Linked DNA regions of Homo sapiens: region 1 is linked to region 2. A link is a contact called in ENCODE Hi-C or POLR2A ChIA-PET data. All regions are on one chromosome and are shown on one strand. Each heading gives the region's core, a stretch centred on a gene start or an enhancer-like site at or near the end of the contact. The rest is flanking DNA. Distances are from core to core; before and after follow the strand shown.

Region 1 (5,700 bases), core at 2,881-5,380, 170 kb after region 2:
ACGCCCAGCTAATTTTTGTATTTTTAGTAGAGACAGGGTTTTGCCATGTTGGCCAGGCTGGTCTCAGACTCCTGGCCTCAAGTGATCCACCCACCTTGGCCTCCCAAACTGCTGGCATTGTAGGCATGAGCTACCATGCCCAGCCATAAGTCAAATAACTTTTGTTATAATTTATAATTAAAATAATTACAACAGTCAAATGCAAAATTACAACTCTACATTAGAGAGCTAGAAGGTAAAAACAGCTATGAGAGCCTATAAAGCAAGTTAATGGAAAAGGTCAGGAAAGGCTTCCCTGAGGAAGCCGTCATGAAACTTCTCCTTCACCTGAGCTCTGGAGTCTTGAGAAGGGATGAGATAGGGGGTTTATGCAACCATGCAAACTGGCAGCTTTATCAATCAAGGTCTCTACGGCTCCACACTGCTGCTACAATCATCCTCCGGGCCTTGGTCCCTTCACCCCTCCCTCTTCCACATCACAGACATTCCAAATCTTGACACTGCCCTCAAGCCCATCTCCCATCCAACCTGCCTCATTCCATGCCAACACCCTGAGAAAACTGAGCTACTGCCAATAACTCCCACCATCCCAGCAATGATTCCCATCTCCCCTTTGCTTCCTCAGAAAGGGTATCTCCTTCCTACCCAAGTTTAATCCCCCATGTGCTCCCTAAATCTGATCGCTCTCCTCGATCCTCAGGACCTTTCTTTATCATCAACCACCCCATCTCCGAACTCCAGTCTCTCTTTCACCTGGGTCCTGCTAGTCAGCATACGAGCCAGTTTAAGTCTCTTATCTATTAAAGCATCCCACTTCCACATCACATCTGAAATCCTCAGCCCCGCCATCTCTAGCTACCATACACCACTGTCTCACCTGCCATTCCCTCTTCTGTCCCCACCATCCCCTTGAAACTCCTCTCACCTATGACCCTCTAGTTGCCAAGTCCAATGGACTCCTGCCAGTGGTTCTCCTCCTAGACCTCTGACACCACATTGCACTGTTGTCCATCCCTTCTCTTACTCCAGCAACCACAATACCATCCTCTGATTCTGGTTCTCTGTCTCTTTCACGTGCTTCCCTGCATCCTTTCCCAATCTTTTCTTTTTCTTTTTAAAGAAATAGGGTCTCTGTCACTCAGCCTGGAGCGCAGTGGCACAATCCTAGCTCATCACAGCCTCAAACTCCTGAACTCAAACTCCTGAAACTCCTGAACTCAAGTGATCTTCCCACCTCAGCCTCGAGAGTAGCTAGGACTACAGGTGCTTACCACCATGCCTGGCTACATTTTAAACTTTCTGTAGAGATGGGGTATCACTATGTTGCCAGGCCTGGTCTCAAACTCCTGGGCTCAAGTGATCCTCCTGACAGCCTCCCTAGTACCTGGGACCACAAGTGTGTGCCATCACACCTGGCTATAAATTTTTAAGTTTTTTGGAGAGATGGGCCTTGCTATGTTGCCAGGGCTACGTTGTCTTGCACTCCCAGGCTCAAGCGACCCACCTGCCTCTGCCTCCAGAGTAGCTAGGACCAGAGGTGTCCATACTTGGGAGGCTGAGGCAGGAGGATCCCCTTGAGCCTAGGAGGTTCAGGCTGCAAAGAGCCGAGATTGTGCCACTGTACTCCAGCCTGGACAACAGAGCAAGACCCTGTCTCAAAAAAAAAAAAAAAAAAACAACCAGCCAGGTCTGGTGGCTCATGCCTGTAATCCCAGCACTTTGGGAGGCTGAGGCGGGCAGATCATGAGGTCAGTTCAAGATCAGTCTGGCCAATATGGTGAAACCCCATCTCTACTAAAAATACAAAAATTATCTGGGTGTGGTGGCACACAACTGTAGTCCCAGCCACTCAGGAGGCTGAGGCAGAAGAATCGCTGGAACCCAGGAGGTGAAGGTTGCAGTGAGCCAAGATCGTGCCACTGCACTCCAGCCTGGGTGACAGAGGACAGTCCGTCTCAAAAAACAAACAACAACAACAAAAAACAACCAAAGAAAAAAAATTATGAGTAATAGAGAAGACAGGCAATTAAGCCAACGCAGTAAACCCTGAGAGCACTCTGATAGGGGATACAAATGGAGTGTGGCAGGAGACCTCCTGGTTTAAGCTAGTGTAAAGAAAATGTTCCAGAAAAGTAGTATCTTACTTCAAAAGATTTAAATAAAGCCTGTATTTGTTTGTAGCATACTGGACCCAGAAAATGCAAGAGAAGGTTTCGATCTTTTATTTTCTTGGTCAGATTCTCCTTTTAAGCTTGTATCAGTCAACAGATTTGTCAAACAGACAAAGTACATAAACACAGTATATTTCTCTACGAGAAATACAAATAATTATGAGCCCAAGCCTCGCCCTCTCCTCCAAGAGTTCACTGACAATAGTATCAGCCACTCACCAGATGCTATGCAAGTCAGCTGAAAAGGATGGCTATAGTATATACCACATCTTGCTAGTTCAACCTGGTGGCTACAAAATTATATCCCACTTGCCAAGAGACAGCCCCCAAGTTTCCACAGTGGTAACCTTTTCTTCCATAAGCAACCTGAACCCTCTAACCTTGGTTTCAATCACACCATATTCTAGCCAACCTAAATCTTTTGCTCCTCAAGACCTCCAACCCAGCATGACTATAGCTGGCTGGGGAATTTCCATTTCCATTTCACTTAAACTGTTGATCTGCAAATATTTATGCATTAAGCATTTTGGCAGATTAGGAGGTGCCTCTTTTAAGAGTTAAAAGGGCAATCTAGGCTGGGTGTGGTGTTTCACACCTGTAATCCCAGCACTTTGTGGGTCCCAGGCAGGAGGATCTCTAAAGCCCATGAGTTTGAGACCAGCCTGGGCAACATGGTGAAACCCCGTCTCTACAAAAAAATACAAAAATGAGCCAGGGGTGGTAGTGGGCACCGGTAGTCCCAGCTACTCAGGAGGCTGAGGCAGAAGGCTCGCTTGAGCCTGGTAGGACGTAGAGGTTGTGGTGAGCTGAGATCGCACCACTGACTCCAGCCTGGGTGACAGAGAGAGACCCTGTCTTAAAAAAAAAAAAGAGAGAAAAAGAAAAAGAAAAAAAAATGACTGCAAAGTTGCTGATTCCTCTATCTAAGCCTTCAAATGGAGGAGATCCTGAAAGCTCTGTTTCAGCCATCTTCCCCCTCTCTGCTCTCTAGGAAACCATACACATTTCCTTAAATATCAGTTATACACATAAATTCCAAAATCTACAGCAACAGCCCCAGTCTCTCTACAGAATTCCTGATTCAAATATGTAGCAGCTGCCTGGACAATGACACAAGATATAAACTACCAAGGTAATGAGCAGAGAAGAAGCTAGATAAAAGGAGGGCTTTAGCATGATTTGGGGCTCTTAGTCACAAAATTACAGATGCTCCCCCACCCGGCAGCTTTTGTCGGGGGAAACCCAAAGGATCACTAATGCACTCAGGCAGCTTATGAGCACTTACCAGCGCTACTTCAATTGCCATACCATTTCACAGTATAATGGAGGAGTGCTTATGGCTGAGACATTACCAGCCCGTGGGGAATACTGTCTGCTTACAAACAGCAATGCAAATGTGTCCTTGAAGTGTCACCAAGCTGTACAGTTCTTACAAGAAAAAGTACAACATTATTCTGAGCAAAATGGAGAGAGAATTTACAGTGTGCAGGTTCTAGGGCCAGACTGACTGGGATCAAGCCCAGCCCCACTACTGCCTAGTTTTGATACACCTTAGGCAGGTGACTCATTCTCTTCACCTGCAAGGATGTTGTAAACACTGAAAGTACTAATACATGTAATAACCTTAGAATACAACCTGCTCTGCAGTAGGTGGTCAAAATATATTAGCTATTATTACAATTCTTAGAAAGGCAACCCGGGGTAGTCAGTCCTGTGTTGCAAGATTCTCCCTGCACACTGATAGCCCAGAGCTCGCATTCCAGAGTCTCACTGACTGGGTTTGACCCCAGCTTACCCATTTACTAGCTGTGTGACCTTGGGCAAGTTACTTACTTCCTCTCTGTGCTTCAGTCTTCTCACATGGAAAATGAGACTAATGATACTATCTTAGAGCAGGTGTCCCCGACCTCCAGGCCGTGGACGGGTACTAGTTTGTGGCATGTTAGGAACTGGGCCACACCCAGCAGGAGGTGAGCTGCGGGCGAGTCAGCATGACCACCTGAGCTCCGCCTCCTGTGAGATCAGCAGCAGCATTAGATTCTCACAGGAGCGTGAACCCTCCTGTGAACCGCGCATGCGAGGGATCTAGGTTGCATGCTCCTTATGAGACTCCAGTGCCTGATGATCTGAGGTGGAACAGTTTCATCCTGAAACTACTCCCTTCCCTACCCCATCTATGGACAAACTGTCTTCCACGAAACCAGTCTCTGGTGCCAAAAAGATTGGGGACCACTGTCAGAGAAGTACGTGTAAAGTCATTAGGATAGGTTAAATCACTCGGAACAGTGTCTGGTTTAGTAAGGCTTACCGCTGCTGCTACTCCTCTGCCTACTTATTCTTCATCAAGTGACCAGTTTTCAGCCGTGGTTTTTTCTTTGTCCCCTTCCAACTTTCATTTGAAAAGCAAGCCTAGAAATTTAATTAGCCGGGCATGGTGGCGCATGCCTGTAGTCCCAGAGATGATGCCACTGCATTCCAGCCTGGGTGACAGAGCAAGACTCTGTCTCAAAAAAGGAGAGGAGAGAGGAGAGGAGAGCAAACCTAGAAATTTAAATAATAGATAAAACCTAGAGTTTCACCAAAAAAGCTACGCTAAGTATCAGTGAAGAATGCCAGAAACTTCCAATTTTCTCATATTTCTTTCCAAATAATACCTATCTGTTCTCCATGAGTGCAGTCTATGATCAGACTTTCAATAAGTATTCTTTCTGATAGTTCATCACTCTTGAGTTAACAAAACATGCTTAAGACAAAAAAATCTTCATTCATTACAAATAGCCTAAAATAAAGAGTGCAATGTCTACTGCAAAAAAGTAGTTAATCAGCAAATTACCTCTTCAGAAGTTATATGGCACAGTCAGAAGAGAAACCAAGAATGATTTTTAGAACACTCTTCCTTCTAGGTCAGGAGTTGGCATACTTTCCGTACAGGGCCACATAGCAAATATTTTAGGCTTTGGGAGCCATACAGTCTCTGGGGCACTACTCAACTCTGCCAGTTGGAACACAAAAGTACAAATTAATGAATGTGGCTGTTTCCCTAAAAATACTTTATTTATGAACACTGAAAATGGAATTTCATATAATTTTCACATCATGATACATTGTTTTGATTTTTCTTCAACCAGGTTAAAATATTTAAAATATAGTTAATATTTATAAGTTATTTTTATATGTTACATCTATAACATATAAATAAATTCTTAGCTTAAGGACTGCATAAAAACAAGTCGACAGGTCTCAGGTCAGATTTGGCTGAGAGGCCATACAAGCCCTGTCCCCCTGCTGGTGATTTTAAAGAATTAGAACGTTAAAATGACAGCCAGAGCCAAATGAAAAGGGAAGAAAGCAGTTTATCTATCTGGAACACCTAGAATTCTGTAACCTCTCACTTCTTACCAAACTCTAATCCACAACAGCAGCCACTGCATCTTCAAGATATGCCTGTCTCCAAGCTTACCTCCTCACCCTCAGAAACAGGCTCACAGTAATGCCTCCCACCCCTAGACAAACATCTCTTCTCCACAGT
Region 2 (5,927 bases), core at 3,280-5,779:
CTTGAACCCGGGAGGTGGAGGTTGTGGTGAGTCAAGATCGCGCCACTGCACTCCAGGCTGGGTGACAGAGTGAGACTCCGTCTCAAAAAGTAAAACAAAACAAAACAAAATGAGCAACAGTCAATTACCCACTCTAGTGGAAGGAAGCTCTGTTTTTGCTTCTCCCGCCTGCGCTGCGTGGAGAAGACATACCCTGCCAGGCGGTTAGGAAGCCCATGCCTTATCTCTAGGTAGGGCTTGAAACACTTTTCCCCTGAATTAGTATGAAGGTAGAGAGAGACTCTCCCTCCGTGTGGGTCCTGCTAGGCGGCAGGGAAGCAGGGTAAATACAGAGATGGCATCCCTAAGAGACATGAGGAAAAGAGATGGTGAGGAGAAGGTTATCAGCAAAGGAAGCCTAGTGGGGTGATGCTACGAAGGCGCTGCAAGCTAGCTAAAGGTAATAGTTAATACCTACAGCTTCCTCCTTGGTTATTACTACATTCAAGAACTTAAACATCTGTGGTTTTAATTGGAATTTCTTAGAATGTTAGAGCGAATCACCCTTAAACCAATTTTACAGATAAAGAAACTGAGGTGCAGAAAGGTCGTCTGATTAACCTGAAGCTGCACAACTTTTGAGTTTTTGCACTGGGACCAGGACCCAAGTTAAGGTTTCTTTCCATTAAATTTCTCAGCAGTTTTCCATGAGAATTCTGGATAAAGATAATTTACCTGCTAATTTTGCAACTCAAGGTTAGGTGCCACACATTATAATCTGCTAACCATAAAGTGGCCATGAATCTTTTAATAGGCAAAGTAGAACCAACAAGATGATGTTTACAGTTATAGAAATGTGTTTATATTTTAAAATATTTTAAATGTTCACTTAAGATAGGCTTTCTTAAAACTTAGCAATTAGCCTTCAGATCAAAAATATTCCCTGTAATAAAGTTACCATATTTTTGCAGCTTCTCATATAAATCTGGAGTGCGATACACCAGAGCAGCAAAGGTGGCGTTCACAGCTTGATCAATAGTGGAACCAGCAACTATATCTGTCTTTGGGGCCTGTTTTCTACATGCCTGTATGAATCCTTTGAAAAGTTCTGAATATGGCCCACAGAAGTTCTGAGCAGGCTCTGACTGGGCAAAATCAAGAAGAAAATGGCGGCAGGGGTCGTCAGGAATGTTCTTAACCTGGAAACAAAAAATAAACCCATCACATTTAACACATTCATTCAAAAAATAAAATTTATTGAGCAAACTATTAGGCCAAAGCAGAAGTATAAAACACAGTGAACACTCTCCGGAAGTTTAAATCTATTTTAGGAAGACCAGACAGAGATATGAGTTAAAAAAAGATAAACATAAATAAAACATTAAAAGCATTAGAACTAGCATTCCCGTAAAGCAAAAGATTATCAAGTGCCAAATGCCTAGAAGGGATACCCAGTGCTGAGAATTCAAAGGAGAGAGATCCTGGTAGGTTAAAGTAATTAAGAAAAGCCTCCTGGAGGATATGGGCTTTGGCCTGGACCCTGAAGGATTGGCAGATTTGGCTCTGAGGAACATAACCATTAGCAGAGGTTACGAGTCAGTGGGGAGACTGACCTGGCCTGAAGTCTCAGCTGGGGAGTGATGGGAACTAGAGTCAGATAGGTAAGGTGAAAGGAGACTGCAGAGAGCCTTGACTGTCACATTGAGGAGTTAGACTTCACCCTGTGGGCAATGGGGAGCCATTAATGGTGCTTGGCAGTGGAATGACAAGATAATGCAGTGATTATAAAAAAAACTTGGTAGGTACGAATGTCATAAGGCAGGTGCAAATGAGGGCCCGGATAAAGATGCAGACAGAGGAAAGGACAGAGATGAACATCATGAGGAAGAATCCACAGGACCTGCAAGCTGACTGGACAGGAATGGGGAGACAGGTGAGGACAGGGGATGCTAGGGAGCAGTGGCTTCAGGCCTGGGGAACACTGACCACCACAGAAGTGACCGGTCTTTGGTTTTACACTTCTGAGTTAAGGGGAGTCAGGACATTTAAATGGAAATGCCTCACAGGAAGATGGAAACAGGTACTTGGAGCGGGGAGAAAACCAGACCTGGAGACTGATATTAGGAATTAGGGCCACAATGTTTGACAGGAGAAGAAAGTGGAGAGGATGAAGTCTTGGTGGGCTGTGGGGAAGGGAAGAAAGCCTGAATAAAGCCTACCCTTTAGGGAAGGAGGAATATGAAAAGTCAATGAAGGAGGCAAGTGGGCAGTCAGATGTAAGAGAAGACAGCGGACTAGCATGGATCCAAAGAAGAGAGGGTCTGAAGGAGCCAAATTTAACAGAGGCAAGGAGAACAGAAGCTGAGGAAGAGCCACTGGATTTGGCAATTAACTACTGAATAACGTGGGGCAGGGCAGGGAGGGGAAGGAAGAAAAGTAGAATACAGAAATAGAGGGAAGGAGAGGTGAAAAATAAAGACAGGGCAAACTTTTTAGTTTTTAAAATCTTATACACCTAAATCATGTGCTGTAATTCTAAGGAGAACAAAAGGTATAGCACAAATCATTGCTCTAAAGCTTGACTCAGTAGGCACTAGAAGTACACTCAATTGTTTGCCTGATAACTCCATCAACAGAGATTTACTGAGCACCTCCTACATTTCACCCAAGTCACGCATTCAGTATTTCTGAACACCTATTGCGCACTGGCCCCTGTGGGACACGGTGGCGTTAACAAGTTAACAAGGTATAGTTTCTGGCCTCAAGGAGCTAACTGCTTAATACGGGTAGTAAGATAGAAACACAAGTGTTTATAACTTAAAGTAATAAATACTTGCAGGCAGTTTCCAGTCTAAATAGAAAGAAAACGGAAGAGTAAATACCTCCTTACTATTCCGGTGTGGGTGAGTGGGCCAGCTTGCTTCTAATTCCAACTCTGGACAAACCTGATGCCTGAAGACAGGTTTCCACAGTGGGGAGCTTAGGACTAATGCCATTTTTGCCTGAGGTACTACCATGTTACTTCCTAACTCTAGAAAGAGAAGAAGACATATGACAGTTCTATTTTTGCCTTAATATATTGAGAATCTTTGAAATGAGAAAGAAAAGGTTAAAAAAAACCATGGATACTATTAAAACTTAGAGAAAGTTTACCCACATACCAGAATGTAATTGTGATACTTTGTAAACACATACCACAGATTAAGCTAAACCACCAAGTCCTGAAATACTGCTGCTCTGTGGAACAACTTCAGTTACAAGGTACCTTGGAAATGACTAATCTGTTTATAGTAAGCTGAAAATAGGATATGAACCATTTCTGGCATATAACACGAGGCCATTCAGGAACATTTAATTATGGAAAAACATTCACAATTTGTAAACTTAATTCTGTAGCAAATAATAAATATCCAGCATAGATGTGTTTAGAATAGGCAAAGAGAAAAGAATAGGTGGAAATAAAAATGCTAATAGCTATTTCTTTCTTTCTTGGAGAAATATTAAAAAAATCAGTTACTTCTGAGTGTTAGGATTAAGGATGATTCTATTTTCCTTTGTTTTTTTCCACTATGTAATTTTTCTATATTTTACTTCTAAAACTGGAAAAACTCAAGAAATGATCAAGAAATAAAATACAGTAGAAAGTTTTATTCTGTAATTCTTGTTCCCTGGAAGAATTAAATAAACAATTATACTGAACACATCTTTTTCCTTTTGTTTTAAGAGACAAGAGTCTCTCTCTGTTACCCAGACTGGAGTGCAGCAGTATGATCACAGCTCACTGCATGCAGCCTCTAACTCCTGGGCTCAAGTGATCCTCCTGCCTCAGCCTCCCAAGTAGCTGAGACAAAAGGCATATGCCACCACACCTGGCTAATTTTTACATTTTTTTTGGTAAAGATAGGGATCTCACTATGCTGCCCAGGCTGGTTTCAAACTCCTGGGATCAAGAAATCCTCCCACCTTGGCCTCCTAAAGTGCTGGGATTACCAGCATGAGCCACCTTGCTCAGCCCTGAATGAATCACTTTAAAACAAAATCCATAGTCACATATCTACATATATTTACATAAATATTCACATATTTAAAGGATATGCAATCAACTTATTCTATACTCCTGCCTTTTGGTTGGACTATACCTACACCTACTTGCAAAAAAATGACAATGTTGCCAAAAAAAAAAGCTGTTATCCTCCATAGACAGAGAACCCATGGCAGCCTTCCTGCTATGTTCCAAAGTCTAAGGCAAAAAGCTTCGTGACAATGGTATTGAGTGGACACTTTATTCTTTCGGTTTAAAGGAAACTGAAAAGGCGTATTATTAACCCCCTGCCATTACGTGGAAACGACCTACAAGAGGGCAAGCGCGCATCTTGCACTTCACCGTGGTTGTAAGAAGGGAAAGCACAGGGATGTGCACTTACGGCGCACAGACTTGAGCGCCATGCACTGGGAAGCCAGGCGTCCCATCAGCCGGGAGACGAGGAGCTGTAAATCCAGCCCCCAAGACACGGCAACATCGGGCAGCCCACAGGCAGTGACAGTGAATTTGTAGCCCCATTCGTTGTGACTGCTGTCAGAGTGAAAGAGGAACTGCAACCGAGGACCGGCCTTGAAGGTCACTTTCTAGAGACAAACAGAAATCATGTGGTCAGACAGATTAGAGGAGGAGTGCTTCAGAAATCAGCATGCTCTTCATGACGAGAAACATCTCAGTTTAAAATTGATCTCTATTTCCACATGTCCAAAATGACTAACGGAGAAATGTACAAAGGGGTGACGGAAACAGACCATTCACAGCCACACCCCATGAAGAAGGAGAGTTGGCAGAATACTGCTGCTCAGCTTTCTACACCTGGGGTGACCATCTGTCCACTACCGACTCAGCCAGTGGTCACATTTCCATGCCTCTGCTCCTGCCAAGACCACTGACCATGGAGAGAAGGTCAACAGTCTGAGGCAGTACTAAACCTCCAGCCCAAGAGCTCAAGCAGCTCTAACTGTGAGGCAGACTCTTGGCTTCCATCACATGGTCTGGGCCATCCTCCTAGACCCACCAGCACTTCTTGCTAAGGATGAAGGCTCTTCATTTACTCTAGACAACGCTGTCTGCTGCAACTACTCAACTCTGCCACTGCAGTGCCAAAGCAGCTATAAATGATAAACAGGCATGGCTGTGTTCCAAAAAAATTTGTTTACAAAACAGGTGACAGACTATAGCTGGTCAAACTCTGATATAAATCCTTCCTTTCACAAACGTGTAACATAAATGCCTCCCTTCAAAGACCTTACCTCTACTGCCCCCTGAAGGCTGACAAAAGGAAAAGCATTGGTGCAGAAGTAGGTACCTCTTTCTGGGACTATCACTCACCTTGGGCCATTTATCAGTGCCAACTTTTGTGTCATAGCGTGTTTTCCGACCTCTAGCGTCGGTAAATTCCAGATAATCATACCTGTGAAGGCATAACCTCTATTAGCTTCCTTCTCTCATTGCTGACCTATTAGCGCTTGGGGGTGAAAGAATATAGAAGTCTTACCTTTTTTCAGTTTCACACCTGTCATCGAATTCCACTTCAAAATAGGTTGCCCCTGGGCTAACAAAGACGGATACCTCATGGCAATTATTTTCATAGTTGTGGGCAGATTCCTTCGTCCACGTATGTAACACCACAGGCTGTTCCTGTTGCCAGGTCTCAACATCCAGCTATGATAACAAATGAGCCAGGGGAAAGAAAGGTTCTATCACTAGACACCTAGCCACATGCAGCAGACTGTTTCTCTATCAGTGCTCCAGGCAGATGGCCTTGACAGCCCTGCACAAACCAGCAGGCAGGCTCGAAGACAAACCTGACATTCCCATCTTCACACAGATCAACACACGTCCACCACGCAGCCGAGGAGATGTGCTTTTATTACACACAAAAACTCCATGACCAGCTTGTACCTTT

The links. A loop is a pair of places that touch in the nucleus more often than their neighbours do. ChIA-PET counts read pairs that join two places held with the same protein, here RNA polymerase II (POLR2A). Pooled maps may share reads with other maps.
Region 1: a pooled map shows a loop between it and region 2 (2.3-fold over the local background). The contact joins two enhancer-like sites. A Hi-C loop is called at or near these places in 1 of 50 pooled maps. POLR2A ChIA-PET finds 5 or more read pairs at or near these places in 2 of 52 experiments (A549 and activated T-cell).

What each region holds. Positions count from the first base shown.
Region 1 is chr17:4,244,086-4,249,785 of GRCh38, forward strand. All of the region lies in intron 1 of ANKFY1 (ankyrin repeat and FYVE domain containing 1), which reads right to left. Among named protein-coding and RNA genes, the nearest start is that of ANKFY1, 17 kb to the right of the region's middle. Within about 2 kb of position 4,131, at least 12 of the 41 ENCODE cell types and tissues checked have a DNase peak (open chromatin) inside an H3K27ac peak, as active enhancers do.
Region 2 is chr17:4,069,747-4,075,673 of GRCh38, forward strand. It overlaps ZZEF1 (zinc finger ZZ-type and EF-hand domain containing 1), which reads right to left. Exons shown (of 55, transcript NM_015113.4): 22 at 5,517-5,683; 23 at 5,351-5,432; 24 at 4,404-4,605; 25 at 2,862-3,010; 26 at 938-1,178. Among named protein-coding and RNA genes, the nearest start is that of ZZEF1, 70 kb to the right of the region's middle. Within about 2 kb of position 4,530, at least 8 of the 41 ENCODE cell types and tissues checked have a DNase peak (open chromatin) inside an H3K27ac peak, as active enhancers do.